Regions from separate parts of the Homo sapiens genome. Here region 2 is linked to region 1. Evidence: chromatin contacts called from ENCODE Hi-C data. All regions are on one chromosome and are shown on one strand. Each heading gives the region's core, a stretch centred on a gene start or an enhancer-like site at or near the end of the contact. The rest is flanking DNA. Distances are from core to core; before and after follow the strand shown. Region 1 holds the start of BANK1 (B cell scaffold protein with ankyrin repeats 1). Region 2 overlaps BANK1 (B cell scaffold protein with ankyrin repeats 1).

Region 1 (7,577 bases), core at 2,065-4,564:
ATCCCCAAGGATATTGCAGTATCTTTATACAAGAGGCCATATCTCCTATTTTTTTTGATACGAGAGCTTGATTCCTTCACCCATCAAGTTGTCCTTCAAGTCAGTATGAGGCAATCAGTATGAGGCAGTTTTTCACTAAGAACTCCCACTCTTATATAAGCTAATATGACACTACTGATCAATGACCTAAGAATTAATATAACAACTAGCATGTATAAAGCAGTTACTATTTGTTATAAGACCCTGAAAAGGACTTCACCTGCATTTACCCATTTAATCCCCTAAACAACTTTCATATACAGGATTTCTTCTCTTGGATTTTGCTTTTTAATAAACAAAATAAAAAACTAAGACAGTGACAGATTTCATTATTTATTCAAGGTCACAGATGAGACAGGCAATGAAGCTGGGACTAGATCTGAGGCAGTATGAGTCAAAAGACCATCATAAGTAGGGCATAACCACCTACAATACATCCTCAGATAGATATTGCAGAAAAGGTTCCTCTACTGTCCCAAGTGTAACTTTGAATATGCTGATATTTAACCTTGAAATCTTCAGCAATTGCATTTTTCAGAATTATTCCTTATTATGGTGAAGATATCCTGAAAGCACTCCTTGTCTTTAAAATCCTAGCAAAAGTGACCTTATCAGAACATTTCCAGATTGGTCTGAAGAAAGCAAGTTTTTCCAGCCACCAGCATGGAACCAGGTTATTTCCTTAGTGGAACAAGTGTAGGACGTTGGCTATGTTGGAAGATTGCAGTCAAAGCAAAAAGCTTCAAATCTTTAAGAACTTCAAGCTAGAGAGCAGAGACCTAGACAAACCATGTTCCTTACAAGTATAAGCATCCAGCGTAAGGTGAAACAGTCTAAATGCTAATTCCACCCTTTCATGCTTTCTGTTCTTAAGCAAATCATTTATTAAAGTTTCATCAGATGCATCCAATAATATCAATAAAAATTTAAAAAAAACTATGGTGTGGAGAAAAATCTGTGATTTAATAAATAATCACTCCCTAATTAAAACAGCAGTTAAAATTAAATTTTTAAAATCATTAGTTTTGGAATACAACAGGAAGAATCTCTCTTTTGGACATTGATAGTAATATATAGTTAAATACAAACCAGAAAATACATTCTAACTAGAACTTTCACCCATTGTGCATCATTTTTACCTTGTTTTAGAGAACTGGGTATTCTATTTTTCTTGCTTCCATTAAAGAACAAGTCGATACTCAACAGTTAATAAATCTCTGATGGCAGTATACACTAATGTTGTCTAGCAGTACATTCTATCTCCTGCTAGAAATATACCTTCCTGGGCATGAAACTGTGTTTACCATTTTACATTCTTATTACTACTACATGACTCTTGGCAGGGAATAAAAGTTTGTTAAGTTAATGAATGGGTGACCTTCAAATAATTACTAGTTATGAAACCATGAGCAACTCACACTCTGGATCTCAGTGCTCTCTTCTCTAAATGAGGCAGTTGGACCAATTGACCCCCAATGTGCCATATTAAGATAGTTGTTGGAGAGAGAGGGAGCTCTTCATTAAAAAAAAAAAAACACACACACACACACACACACACACACAAACCACTGGATTTATAAAAGCTAGAAGATTACTCATATCAAGAATATGGGCATGGGATAATGTCAAAAGACAATTCGTTTTTAGAAAAGTTTCATTATGTTGGCCAGAAAAGGAAGTAACTGAAGCAAGTGATAAATACTGCATGGAGAAGGACCCAAGGAGTTGGGAGGGGCGGGGCGGGGGGGGAGCGGAATGCATGGGAGGAACAAGAATAATTGGAATGCTATAAATATTGATTCACATTACTCTTGCATTATTCACAATAGCAAGTGCCTCAAAGTATTGCTTAGTATCAAGTGAAATAAAAGGCATTTTCTGCCTAAACTGTTTAATCTAGAAGTTTGAAACAAACTGTACCCCATTCTCTAACAAAATTGTTAAACTGAAATTACAAAAGAGGTAACCTGCTCAAAGTTTGAAAGACATGGTTGGTTTATTTATAGATGCTAGCAAAGTCTGCTCTGCTGAAGACCATCAGAGCCACAGTTTTCAAGAATGTCAATATGCAATAGTTAAAATATTAATAATATTAAGTTATGGGCTCTAAGTCCTTTCTTGTCACTTTTCATTGACACAAATATACTTCTTATTTAACTGAAAGCAATCCCTAAAGCTTATTTATGTAAAAATGCACTAGCCAACAGAAATAGCTACAACCAAAATTACATTACCTAAAAAATTCTAGAAAGGTATGAGAAATTTATTTCTATTCAGCAAATTAAGAAACTTTCACTCAGAATATACTTTCTTGTTGCATTTCTCACCACGAACACTCCAGTAATATTAATACCTAAGTGAAGTTTTTTAATTTAAAAAACATTTTTATATCACTGAGTAATTTGCAAATGCATTTGAAATGCTTCAAAAAGAACTAAATAAAACTGCCTTAACGTCCATTTGAAAATATAAATCTACTTCTGCATTCAACCAAGTTGACCGTTTTCCTTTGACCAAGTTAGTAAAGCCAGTGGAGTAGGGAGGTGGTGTTGGTAGAGTTTCTCTGCAAAGCCACCTGCCAAGAAGCAGGGCTACCAATTCACCAGGCTGGGATTTGTCAGGCCGGGCAGGTAAATGCGTGACGCTACACATGAGCGGTTTTTCTGTGCTTACCGACTGTTGAAAATAATTACGTATAATTTTAAACGCGCATTGCTTTAAAACAGGTTGCAAAGTGATTTTAGAAACTACAGGACCCTGACCCGGGTGCTGGGGAAAGTTCCAGCTCCTCAGAAGTTGCAGACACTGAGGGTAGCCCGCTGGCCAGAACTCCCAGCGCGCTCCCTCCTCGTGGCGTCCAGATGCCCCTCAGAGAAGTCAGGGACAGAAGAACCCTCTGGGCTGCCTGGCGGCAGGATAAAAAGGAGAAGCCCTGTCTCAGGGACGCCCTGGCCTCAGTGCCCGAGTGCAGTTGTCTAACGATGGCCCGTGGTCTCCGCAGAGCCCCGTAGCCCGGCCTCGGCGTCAAGCCCCTCCGAATGCGCGACTACCCACCTGGGGGCGCTGGGCCGCAGGGGGCGGGGTCCGGGCTCCCAAGCCCCTTGCCTGGCGCTGCTGGCAGCATTGTGGCGGTTGAAGCCGAGGGGCCTGCGCACTGCTGCCCGCCGAGCGCTACCTGGACTCTCCCGGCCAGAGACTCCCCGCGATTTTCTCTTCCTTTGGCCCTCGGCTCTCCCCAGCCCGCTTGCCACCCGCGGAGGCTGCGGCCAGGTCTCAGGAAACGCAGCCCCGGGGCTCATGCCCGCAAGGCCAGGGCTCCGCTCTGCTGGGCGCCCAGAGGAAGTGAAACTGCTCAGGGGCCTGCTCTTACATCCCTTCTCAAAAGGCCGCTTTGGTTTCTTATAACACTTCTGCGCCTGTTTCCTTCCTCACCTTTTCATCCTAGGATATATTTAGACCGCTGTTATTGTAGCTCTCCTTGTCCCTTTCTAGGTCTTCCATACTGCCATACTGCCCCCACTTCCAGGCAGACGTAGGGAAACCAGAAGTGAACATTTGCTGGAAAGAAAGAATAATTAGATAGATAGATGAGTAGGTACACAGATGATAGATACATACATATAGAAATGAAGATACAGATAATACTGTAACTTTTAAAATATTTCATTTTACACAGACTTTCTAGGCTAGGTTCATAAATTGAAAAGTGATTTAAAATTCCATATAAAATGTATTTCTTACTCCTGCTCCAACTCAAAAATAGACCCAGTAAAAAATTATTTATGGCTCTAAATACCCTCTCCAAACAAGAGTTTGTTTGCTTGTTTTTAAGATGGAGATATATCAAAGGAGTTGTCCCAGAACCTTAAAGTGAATGTCTCTCTCTCAAGCATGTCTAAACTAGTCATTTGCCTTTTGAAGTTGAATATATTTTTTGAATATCAATTTGGTAATAATACATAGTTTAAATGTTCCTCTCCTCTTCCTATAAAAGGAAGGCTTTCTTTGAAACTTTCTCTCGGATGAAGTGCTTTTTAGTAATAATATAAATATCAAGTATCAAAAAAAGTTAATTTTTTCACATAAATGAACTTATTAGAACTTTATAACATAATGTAGAAAACTTGGAGAAGTATGCGAAATGTCCAAAAAACTTGAAAACAATTATAGATTGTATTGTATTTATCTGGTTTCCAGTAGTTTCTTTAACATCATTATTAATTTTATGTTGATTTTCTGAACTTTATATAATGGAACAAAAGATTTCATCTAACTTATGAAATATTATATTGAAAAAAATGGTTGTCTTCTATATATGCCTGTTAACAGAGAGACTTCAGTGTAATAGGCAAAAACAAATTTGGATTGCAGGGTTTGGGTGTTGTTCAGTGTTTCAGAAACTCAATTCTTAGGAAAGTATGTCTTAAACCCATTGGAGAAAAGAATATTCTAACTGATGCATCTGCTGGTATACGTATTCCTGACAAGAGCTACTTTAGCCAACATGAACACTCCAGATGATGCTCCCCAATTAAGTATCCAGATCTTCAAAGGCACCCATTTATGCACACGAAAACTTGTTAATAAAGACAGTGTTCAGATAGGAACTTGTATCTGTCACATATACAGGACAGCCTTCTTGTATGAAGAGCCCTGGATTGGAAGTCAGAAGGTTGCAGCTGCCATCCTGACTCTGCTCCACAATATCTGGGTGTTTGGAGCAATTCTTAATATTTCTGAGCCTTGCGTATCTCATCTAATTTATTCATTATTAATGAATAAATTAAAATTACTGTATTCGAGTTTCTGCCAGATATAAAATGTTATAACACTGTCTCCTAATAAAACTATAGAAAATAAGATTTATAATATGAAAATTAAGTATATTTTCAGAAGCTCATTTCCACTACTTATGTCAAATGATGCTAGTAAATAGAAAAAAGAAAGTAAAAACTGCTGAAAATTGTGGGCTGTTTTTTTTTTAAAAAAAATAAGATTATGTGTTAGAAAATCTTTAAAATCTCCCATTAAAATTATTCTAGCTTCACTTTTCTTTTGAATAAGAAAATAGCCATTGACTACCCCATTGACTGACTTATTTATTCTTTTGTTTTACTGTTTGCAGTCAACAACTACTCTTTTTTTAAGTATTCTATATCCTATGTTCTATGTAAGAGTTTCACAATATTCATGTCATTTGGTTCTCAAAACAAGGAAGGTTTAACCATATTTTACAAATGAAGAATCTGGGCGTTGAAAACTGTAAGTGGCAGAGCTGGAATTCAATCCTAGATCTGATTTCATAGCCTGCCCTCTTAATTATAACTGCCCCCCTCCCCACCGCTTCCTTTTAAGGTCACATAAGGCCCTTGCTAAAGATTACATGAACATAATAGGATAGGTTATACATATATGTGTTGAAAACGTTTTTTGTTTCCCTATCCACTTTTCCACAGAACTATAAGCCCATACAATTAAATACTAATATCCTTAAAAATAGGTATGAACTGTACTTATAATTTATTACAATTTTGGTGCTATTTGGTTGAGGATATATAGATGTTCACACACGCGCACACACACACATACACGTGATAACTTAAGTCTACATGTTTTCATACTTTGCTGATGCATTTATAAAAATATATTTTAAAAGATTTTTTACTCATTTTGGTCTTGTTTCTGTGTCAAGTACGTCTTTAATCACAGTTGACTTTATTTTTCCCCTGCTTTCTCCCTTAAGGAGATGATACCATCTGGAATGTTGGGTTATCTCTTGGTTCATACTTGTTCTCAGGAAAGAGGCACTTAGCAATTCTCACACCGAGAGGCTTTTTCAGGCAAAATACCACCAGCAGTGTGTAATCGCAGGTTTCTGATTTTACCTCTGTTACAGAATGACAAGAAAATGCTAGTCACAGTAGGTTTCTCATTTCTCAATATATCAAACTCTTGGATCCATTGACTTCTTCCCTTGCATTATTTTTTTTAGCGGCATATTGACAGCCTCAATATTATTACCCCACTCTGTGAAGATTATAAAAGCCTCACACTGGCCCTGTGTTCCAATAAATGGACAGCTAAAGCTGTTTGGTGTTGCCCTGCAGTTGCCATGGCTGATTTCTTGTGTCCTTTGCAGACCAGATGCTGTTGTGCATGCTAATGGCTTTATTTCTGCCTTTAGATTCTGGATATGTTTAAAGAACAAAACTGGTTCTTTTCTAAAGCAGTAATCTATTGTAAAAGTGAAATAGTTGCTTCTTCATGGCTATTTGTTAATTGGGGAATATTCCTCTTGACAATCATGTCTGGATTTTTAGACATTGAATTATATTATTCCCCCAGGGTGTTAACTACACTTCTTATTTACTCCCTCAAAACTAAACCAAATACCAGGGATGTCTGAAGGAATTTTTAGCAATTTTTTTTTGTCATTACTGGGAGGCTTTATTTTCTTTTGCTTCCTCACATTTAATTGAATTCTTTAATACTAATCTGTGTAGCAACCCCCCAAAGAGGTCCACATTCTCATCTGCAGAACCTGTGTATATATGTATTTACCTGGAAGGTGGAATTAAATTAAGGATCTTGAGATGGGAAGATTATCTTGGATTATCCAGGTGGGCCCAGTGTAATCACAAGAGTCTTTATAAGATGGGGGCAGAAAAGTGAAAGTTAGAGAGGAGGTGTGATGAGAAAACAGAGATTGGAGGAATATGCTTAGAATATGGAGGAAGGGGCCACAAGCCAAGGAATACAGGTAGCCTAAAGGCAAAGAAATGAATTCTCCTGCAGAGCCTACAGAAGGAACCAGCCCTGTTGACATCTTGGCTTTTAGCCAAGTGAGACTGATTTTGGACTTATTACATCTATAATTCTAATATAATAAATTTAGTTTGCTTTAAGCCACTAAATTGTAGTAATGCGTTGCAGCAGTAGCTAGCTAATACGTTAATTTATGGTGATAGGAAGCTAACACATAATTCACAGTGATGAGTTTGGAGGAAGATTCATTAATAGGGTAAATCTTTGTGCATTCTTCTAACTAAACATACATTAAAGAACATTTAATTCCCTTCACCATTCATGTTCTAAGTCCCCATGGAGCAATATCTCATTGTTAATTGGTGATTGTGGTAGCTATTTGATATTCCTTCCTGCATGGCTGTTTGCATTATATACTTGCTTTTGTTCTCTAGTGATTGTATAAATGTGCTGATTCTTCTCTTTTCAAGTATATTGAGTCTGACTTGTAGAAGTAAGCAGGTTTTCTGCTTATACCATAGCACACACCACCACCACTGCCCCTCCAGTTAGACTCCTGGCTGTGCTAACAAGCAACAGTGAGTTTGCTGGAAGGAACCTTGCTCCGTAGATCTGACTTTTTTTTTTTTTTTTTTTTTTTTTTTTGAGGCGGAGTCTCGCTCTGTAGCCCAGGCTGGAGTGCAGTGGCGCAATCTCGGCTCACTGCAAGCTCTGCCTCCCGGGTTCAGGTCATTCTCGTGCTTCAGCCTCCCAAGTAGCTGGGACTACAGGCG
Region 2 (7,577 bases), core at 3,146-5,645, 190 kb before region 1:
TCTCAAAGGTCCCATAGCACTTTATATGCACATTTATTGGTGCCTTTCTCACATACATTAGCCCTTACACAAATATTCACTGGAGCACTTTAAATTACTTGTTTATGGATCAGTAAGAGAGTTTTGAGTTTCTCCAAGGGAAGAACTATGCTTTATTCACCTTCATATTCCTAAGATCCCATTACAATGATTGGTAGACATTAAATACATATTTTCTGAATGGAGTAAGTGAATTAATGCTTTCGGAATGCAGTTCTCTTTTATCCTTAAATGTTTCCTTGATTCTTAGCTTACTAAGGATTCTCTCAAATCCTTTGAAATCTGACAAAATATAAATCTTCAATAAATGCATAAAGTAAACAAAGACTCATTTTGCTAGAGGTAGATGTTATTTATAATTAATGTCAGAAATCTGACATTGGAAATCTATTAGATGTTGAATGTAGATTTTTATTTTTTTTAATTTCATGTTATTTTCATTTTGGAAGAAAGTTTACACTGATTATAACAGACATAAATGGAAACATGATTGAACATGCAATATTTTTACATGCATCAACTTGAAAAATGTTTCCAAGGTATAAAGCAAGTCAATGAATACTGCAGCAATTAAATAATAACATTAGCAAGTAGCACTCATTTCTAGAACACAAGTTAAAATTTAACACCCTTTACCCAATATTATGAAATCCTACTATGGGGATTTAATAACTATTAAGTAGTAATAAATTTTGAAAACTAAATTAAAAAAAACCAGATTTAGTGATTGTTAATTTTATGTATCAACTTGCCTAGGCCACATGGTGCCCAGATAGTTGGTTAACATTATTTCTGGATGGATCTGTGAAGGCGTTTTTGGATGAAATTAACATTTGAATTGGTAAACTGAGTAAAGCAAATTACCCTCCTCCAACGTGTGTGAACCACATCCAATCTGTTGAGACCTGAATAGAATAAAAGGCTGAACAAGAAAGTATTCTTTGTCTTGCCTGTCTGTTTCTGAGTTGGGATGTTGATCTTCTCTTTAAACTTGGACTCGAATTGGAACTTACACCATTGGCTCTCCTGGTTCTCAGACCTTCAGATTTGGACTGGAACCACACTAGCAACTCTCCTGGGTCTCTAGCTTGCTGACTGCATCCTTCATAATAATGTGAGCCAATTCCTCATAGTAAATCAATCTCTCTCTCTCTCTTGTTGAAATCTCCTATTGGTTCTGTTCTCTGGAGAACCTAATCTAATACAGATTGTATACATGGTTAAATATCCTGCTCCACTCTTCATAGGATCAATGATTGTTATAGGCTTTTATCTTTTCCTAGTAGTTGTCACTTCAGGTCGCATTCGTGATTACATTATCTCAGAACTGCCAAAAAGACTCAAAGGATTTTGTTCTACCTGCCCCCTTTTTCTTATGCAGATAGCTATTTAAAATAACCTAGGATGATGGTTTTCTTTTTGTTTTGAAAGGTCTCTGAGAATGAAGATGGCATTTATTCCTCCCCACAGAATCTCATTTTCACATTTATCACAGTGATAATCAGCAAGTTTGTTCTTAGATCTAATTGAAATTCTGTCTTTAATTAAGTTGGTTCCCTAAGAATTACTGTTATTCCATAACACTATCAATGACAGCAATGATAACATCCCTTAGTGCTTTTACTTCAAAACTACTTAGCACTTTTATTGCAAATTGCATGTTATGTGTATAATAATTCTGAGAGGTCAATGGTAAATGAGATAATATCCTTATTTTCTGGATAGAAAATCTTCATCAAAACAAAAAGCTTTTCCTGGTAAGTTAGTGGTCTTAAAGCTGAAGCTAGCTATCTTTTCTATAAAGAGAATAACTACTTAGTGTCATTTTCATAAAATCCCACCATATTCTAAAAGGGAGGATAATATTGATCTTGGCCTCTACTTTTTAGGCTAACTACCCTAATCCTTAACTTTCTTCCCAGGGCTTCTTTACTAAAGGTTTCTTAACTTTTCATTCCTCTTTTTCGAGCTTTCTTAGGTCTTTTATGTCCTTTTGGAAGTGTGGCAACTTAAGCCTTACATAGTATTTTAGTAAAATTGTGACTAATAAATGTTTAGTTTCTTGTAATATAAATGAAATTCTCTGCTTATCTACACTAGATGCATTTCATATCTGATATCAGCATGTCTTGAGCTAGTTATACATTCCCCTCTCTTATCTATGTAAACATTGTGATTTAATACAGTCAGAACATATTATGATTGGCTCTGGAATTTTTTTTCTTGTGCACTTCAGGCTTTCATATTATCCTCTCAGTACTATTCTTTGCTATTATGCCCTTGCCAAAGCATTAATGCTATCCAATATGTTATTTGGATTACTTTTTGACAAATTAATTAAAATAATATTGAAAGTAAATAAGCTAATTTGGGGAGGCTTTGAAGCACTGACAAATCTAATGCTTTCAGCTAAATAATTTTGCTCTGTGTTAAATATCTGGAACATCTTTTCTCCCTTCTTCCAAAAAATCCTTTGTGATAGGAAGTCTTTAATCAGGTCCATTTGTTTCTTTTAATCTTATGGTTAGCTTTTAAATATCTGTGAATACTATGCTACACTTCAAATAGGTCAGTTATTCATAATCTTGTCTTCCAACAATTTTCTGAAGGGGCTGTACTGAAATTATAATGGCTGCCAGGCATTGTTGTAAGCACTTTATTACATTAACTCACTTTATCCTCACAACAGTTTGTTTTGAACAAATTGTGGAAGAGACTGTTTTATGGATGAGGAAATTAAGGAGCAGAACTTTAATAATTTGCTTAAAGTCACAACAGCTACTACGTGGTAAAGACAAGATTCAAGTCCAGGTAGTATGATCCCAGAGTCTGATCTTTTGAACACTGCACTAAATTGCTAATAACTTCTAAAAGATTTCCATACATTTTCCTCTAGCATATAATATGGCTAAATGTCAGTGCTGTATTTGAGAGTAAGTCATAAATGTGTATTTTAAAATTTAAATATTAACTTCATTTTATCCATAACTTGGCTTTGCGCTTCACATACAGAAAATTTTAAAGATAAATATTTCCATTACTTATTAGGCATAAGAAGAAAAGCAAACCTAAAACTAAACTTGAAGCCTAACCAAACTACAATTTGTTAGGGGATAGTTATACTGCGCCTTGGGAAATGATAGCATAAAAATAAAGTAAAATAAATCTTTAAAAATTGTTATCAGAAAATTCTTCAAGGACAAATTTTCATTACTTAAAGAGATTAAATTTTAGGGAATTTAGGGAAAGCTTCTACATAATCTTGGTGAAATTCCATGCGTATATACATATATATATATAGCCTTAGAATAAAATTATTAAATATGTAAAACCGGTTTAACTTGATGCATTGGTTGGGCGGCATTTTTAAATTATACTTAATGATTATATTCATTGAATATATTTGTCAATGGAATGAAATATGATACAACTGCTGCTCTCTTTACATAATAATGATGTATTCTTGACATAATCAGAAACAAATCAGATATAGTAAAATATATGATAATCCAAAGGTGTGATAGGAGCTGTATATGTTATGAGTGTTATAGTAAGTACTATAGTAAGTACTTTTGCCGAATAAAAAAGTGCTTTAAAAAGTTATTGATTGCCTACAATATGTGTTAAAGAGAATCTAATATTTAAATAAATCATATTTGCTTATTGTCAAACAAATGTATACCTACTTAGCTGAAGTATTCCTTAGGTATGATAAATAGCACAATAAATAGAAAAAGAATTCTCTACTAAACTTCATAATGATAGGCATTTCAGGCCACTAATAGGCCTAATAATTTTTATTTCTACAAAAAGATTGACCAATGTCAGAGTCATAGACCATCAATGCCAATTTATATGGGTTGTTAAAGTTCTGTCTTAAAATATTATTATTAAAATATGTTTTTATTATATAGATTAAAATATCTTTAAAATATTTAAAATATTGTTAATGAAACTAGAAAAAAGACACCATAAAATATAAAAGGTTGCCAAAGCTGCTACTAATTCATTATAGGAGCCAACAGAAGGAAAATGAGGGAAGCTTAGAAGAGATCCCTGCAAAGAGAGTGCAGCTGCAGCAGACCCAGGGAGGAAGAGCACAAGTACACTTCCTCATGGCAAGGGGCCCATCCAGGGGGTTAAAGCCTTGCTGGTAATAAGAGAGGCATGGGGGAACTGAGTGGGAGCAGAACCACAATCCCTACCCACACACACCCTACCACATACCTAGTTTAGCTTCAAAAAGCAGACGGTGACAGGGTTACTACAAGAAGTATGCCAAGCAGCAGTGCTTTCAGGAAGCCTTCTTATTTTGTGGCAGCCAAAACTTGGTGAACCTGTAAAACAACCTGGCTCCTTTGACAGTAGATGGATATCTTCAAAGCTGACTCACTGAATATCATGTATTAATGAAAGAACTAGTATAGTAGCTTAGAAAAGGTATAGAAAGAAAAAATGATGAAGAAAGCAGAACATTTTAACCGATGAGGGAACTCCCACCAGGAACCCTCTGCCATAGATCAGGATAAATATTTAAATATATAATTCCAGTGTTACTAAAATGTGCCAAGGCATATAAAAAAGTATATCCAAATCCTATTTGAAACATGTATAGCTAAAATCATCAATGATTTCAGAAAAACATATGCTACAGAACATTTTAACTCATGCATTTCAATGTTAAAATAATAAAATTTATTAATCAGAAGCCGTCAGCACATTACGAGAAAAATATATCATGACCAAGGGGAATTTATTCCTAGAACACAAAATCAGGTCAATATTATTAAATCTATTCAACTACTTTATTATATTAATTAGTCTAAAGAGAAAAAGAATATTCCTCTCTCCATTGACACTAAAATGGTATTTGACCAAATTCAACATGCATTCTTGACAAATAAAAATTAATTCTCAGAATAGTAATCAATGAAAAGTTATATAACCTGATAAACACATCTATTTCAGTCACAGAGAGAGTATCAGGCTCAATGGGAGAATAATAGAGGCATTTTCACTAAAGTTGGAAACAAGGCAAGGATGCCCACTATCAACTATTAAATAACACTTCACTCAGTGAATAGTTACAATTCACAAGAGGACAAAATTAGAGATATTAAAATTGGAAAGAAGAGGAGAAACTATCACTATATTTGCAGATGATGTCTCATATGCTTGGGAAGCTCATGAAAATCAAGTACAAATTTAATACAACCATCAAAGTTATTTAGTAAGATGCCAGTAGCAGCACACTTAAATTAATAGCCTTGATTACATGTAAACAATAATCTGTTAGAAGATCCTGATGAAGACCAATTCATGATAGCAACAAATAATCAAATGCAGAGAAATAAACTTAACAAAAATGCTCAAAGAAAGAGAAGAAAAAAGAAAGAAGAATGTAAAACCATCTTTGCAAACATGAAAGAAGATGAAGGTAAGTGGGATGACATACTGTTTCTTTGGAGAGAAAGACTCAACATCACAAGGACATAAACTGTTTCAATTTAATTTATAAATAAAAGCAATCCCAGTAACATTTTATTTTTCATAAATACACAAGGTTTTTCTAAAGTTTGAATGTCAAGACAATATAAATAAGAATATCCAAAAAGCTTCTGCAAAAGAAGAGCAACGGGAGGAGGGGAGCAGCCTTATCAGATTAAAACACACTGTCACGACTCATTTATGAACAGAAAAAGAGAACAACAGAACAAGAGAAAGTAAAAAAAAAATAACTCAAATATATATGGCATTTTATTATGTAAAAATAATGACACAGAAAATCACTGGGAAAAAATAAAACTAGCAATTTTTGGGACAATTGATACTCAGGAAAAAAATAAAATCCAATCCTCACTTACTCAACCAAGATAAATTCAAAATGGATAAACGATTTAAATGTTAAAAATGAAAACAAAATTATGAAAAACCTAGCAGAATTCTTTAGAGTCTCTTGAGTAATTTTCTAACATTGACACAGAAATCTATAAACCACAAAAAATAGTTAATGAACTTGGCAACACAAAAATGATAAATTTCTTCACAAGAAGAAACTTAATGCAATCAAACTCAAAAGAAAAATAAGAAAAAAACTTTTGCCACTTATAAAGTGGTAATCTCCCCAAAATCTAGAGAATTTTTCAAAATGAAGAAGTAAAGGACTAACAAGTCAACAAAACAACCACAAAATTGGGCAAGGAATATCAAGTGTTTATAGAAAAAGTAATACAAATAGTTTGAAACAATAGGAAAATATGTTTCATCTGAGTAATACTAAGAGAAGTCAGATACCAATTTACTCCCATAAAAAATGGCAAAATTCTATGTTTGACAATTTATAGCCAAGAAATTGGGCACTAATCTTCATTAATTTGTAAAAGTGTGAATTGGTTCACCACCTAGGAGGGCAACTTGGCAGTCCCTATCAAAATATACATATTTATTTATATACTTACACAAATCTAAATTTCTTACATATACACATATGTAAATGTATGTTAGCAGTCCTTAAGAATGTGAGAATCAAAATCATACATATAGAGAGATAGACATAGATAGTCACGATTTTGTTTTAGTGATCTAACTGAAATAGCAAATTTCATATAATTTATTAACCCTTTATGATTTTCTCTCAGTTTATATGTCTTTCTGAAAACAACTTATTCTCAAAAAAATGTTGAATATTGACTCAATGAAAAGGAAACATTTAATAGTATTGTGAGTCATTTGCAACATTTCAATAAGAAACAGGGAGTTTTTCTACTCAGAACAATAACAGGTTGTTTACTGTTCTTTCTCTTTCTGGATTATATTCACAGCTTTATTGGTTTCCACTGGAATAATTTATACAAATTAATTTTTTATGGTCAAAAACTAATGTTATACAATTTTAAACACTACCAGAGGCAGTCTGTTTTTTTTCTTAAGAAAGCCTTTGCTGCAGTGAAATATAACAATGCTACCATTCTTTTCAGAGAATAGAACATTACATCAGGTATTATCTTGCAAACTTTATCTTAAATTTATTTCTTCTCATCTTATATTTCACAGGTATATTGGATCTTTATTTTATAAAATGGATTGTGCCTAACATTTGCATTACTGCTTCTTTATGCATGTCCTATACTCTTTGACAATTTATAATAAAGATAATAAGATGCAAAAGTCATGTGTTATTCCAAATCTAATTATCAGCCAGCCTCTTTGGCAAATGACATCTACCAATTTTAAATACAAGTAGGAAAGCTAAACCTTAAAGGATGTATCATTACATTGATAAAAACAAATATCACAGTATCTTAATTTTTGAAATTTGGTGATGTTAGTTAAGTGTGACATAAATTTGGTGTTTCTACGGAATATATTGTATTTAAGTCTGTATTTCAATGGGAAAGATATTTTAAGCAAAAATCTGTGGCATTAAATAAGAAAATCAATCAAAACTATTATTGTGGTCAAGCCACAATTCTTTTTTTTTCAATGGAAAGAAACTATGACAAATTACGGTCGGTCACTGATACCTAAGTTTTCCTAAC

Evidence for each region. A loop is a pair of places that touch in the nucleus more often than their neighbours do. Pooled maps may share reads with other maps.
Region 2: a map of Calu3 shows a loop between it and region 1 (4-fold over the local background). The contact joins the enhancer-like site here to the promoter of BANK1 in region 1. A Hi-C loop is called at or near these places in 3 of 168 maps with a recorded cell type or tissue (Calu3, PC-3 and PC-9), 20 of 37 single-sample maps with no recorded cell type and 6 of 50 pooled maps.

The regions. Positions count from the first base shown.
Region 1 is chr4:101,786,467-101,794,043 of GRCh38, reverse strand. It overlaps BANK1 (B cell scaffold protein with ankyrin repeats 1), which reads right to left and starts at 3,314. Exons shown (of 17, transcript NM_017935.5): 1 at 3,094-3,314. The coding sequence starts at 3,163. RefSeq lists a silencer at 3,038-3,227.
Region 2 is chr4:101,978,634-101,986,210 of GRCh38, reverse strand. The region is part of intron 7 of BANK1 (B cell scaffold protein with ankyrin repeats 1); the gene reads right to left. Among named protein-coding and RNA genes, the nearest start is that of BANK1, 190 kb to the right of the region's middle. Within about 2 kb of position 4,395, at least 2 of the 41 ENCODE cell types and tissues checked have a DNase peak (open chromatin) inside an H3K27ac peak, as active enhancers do.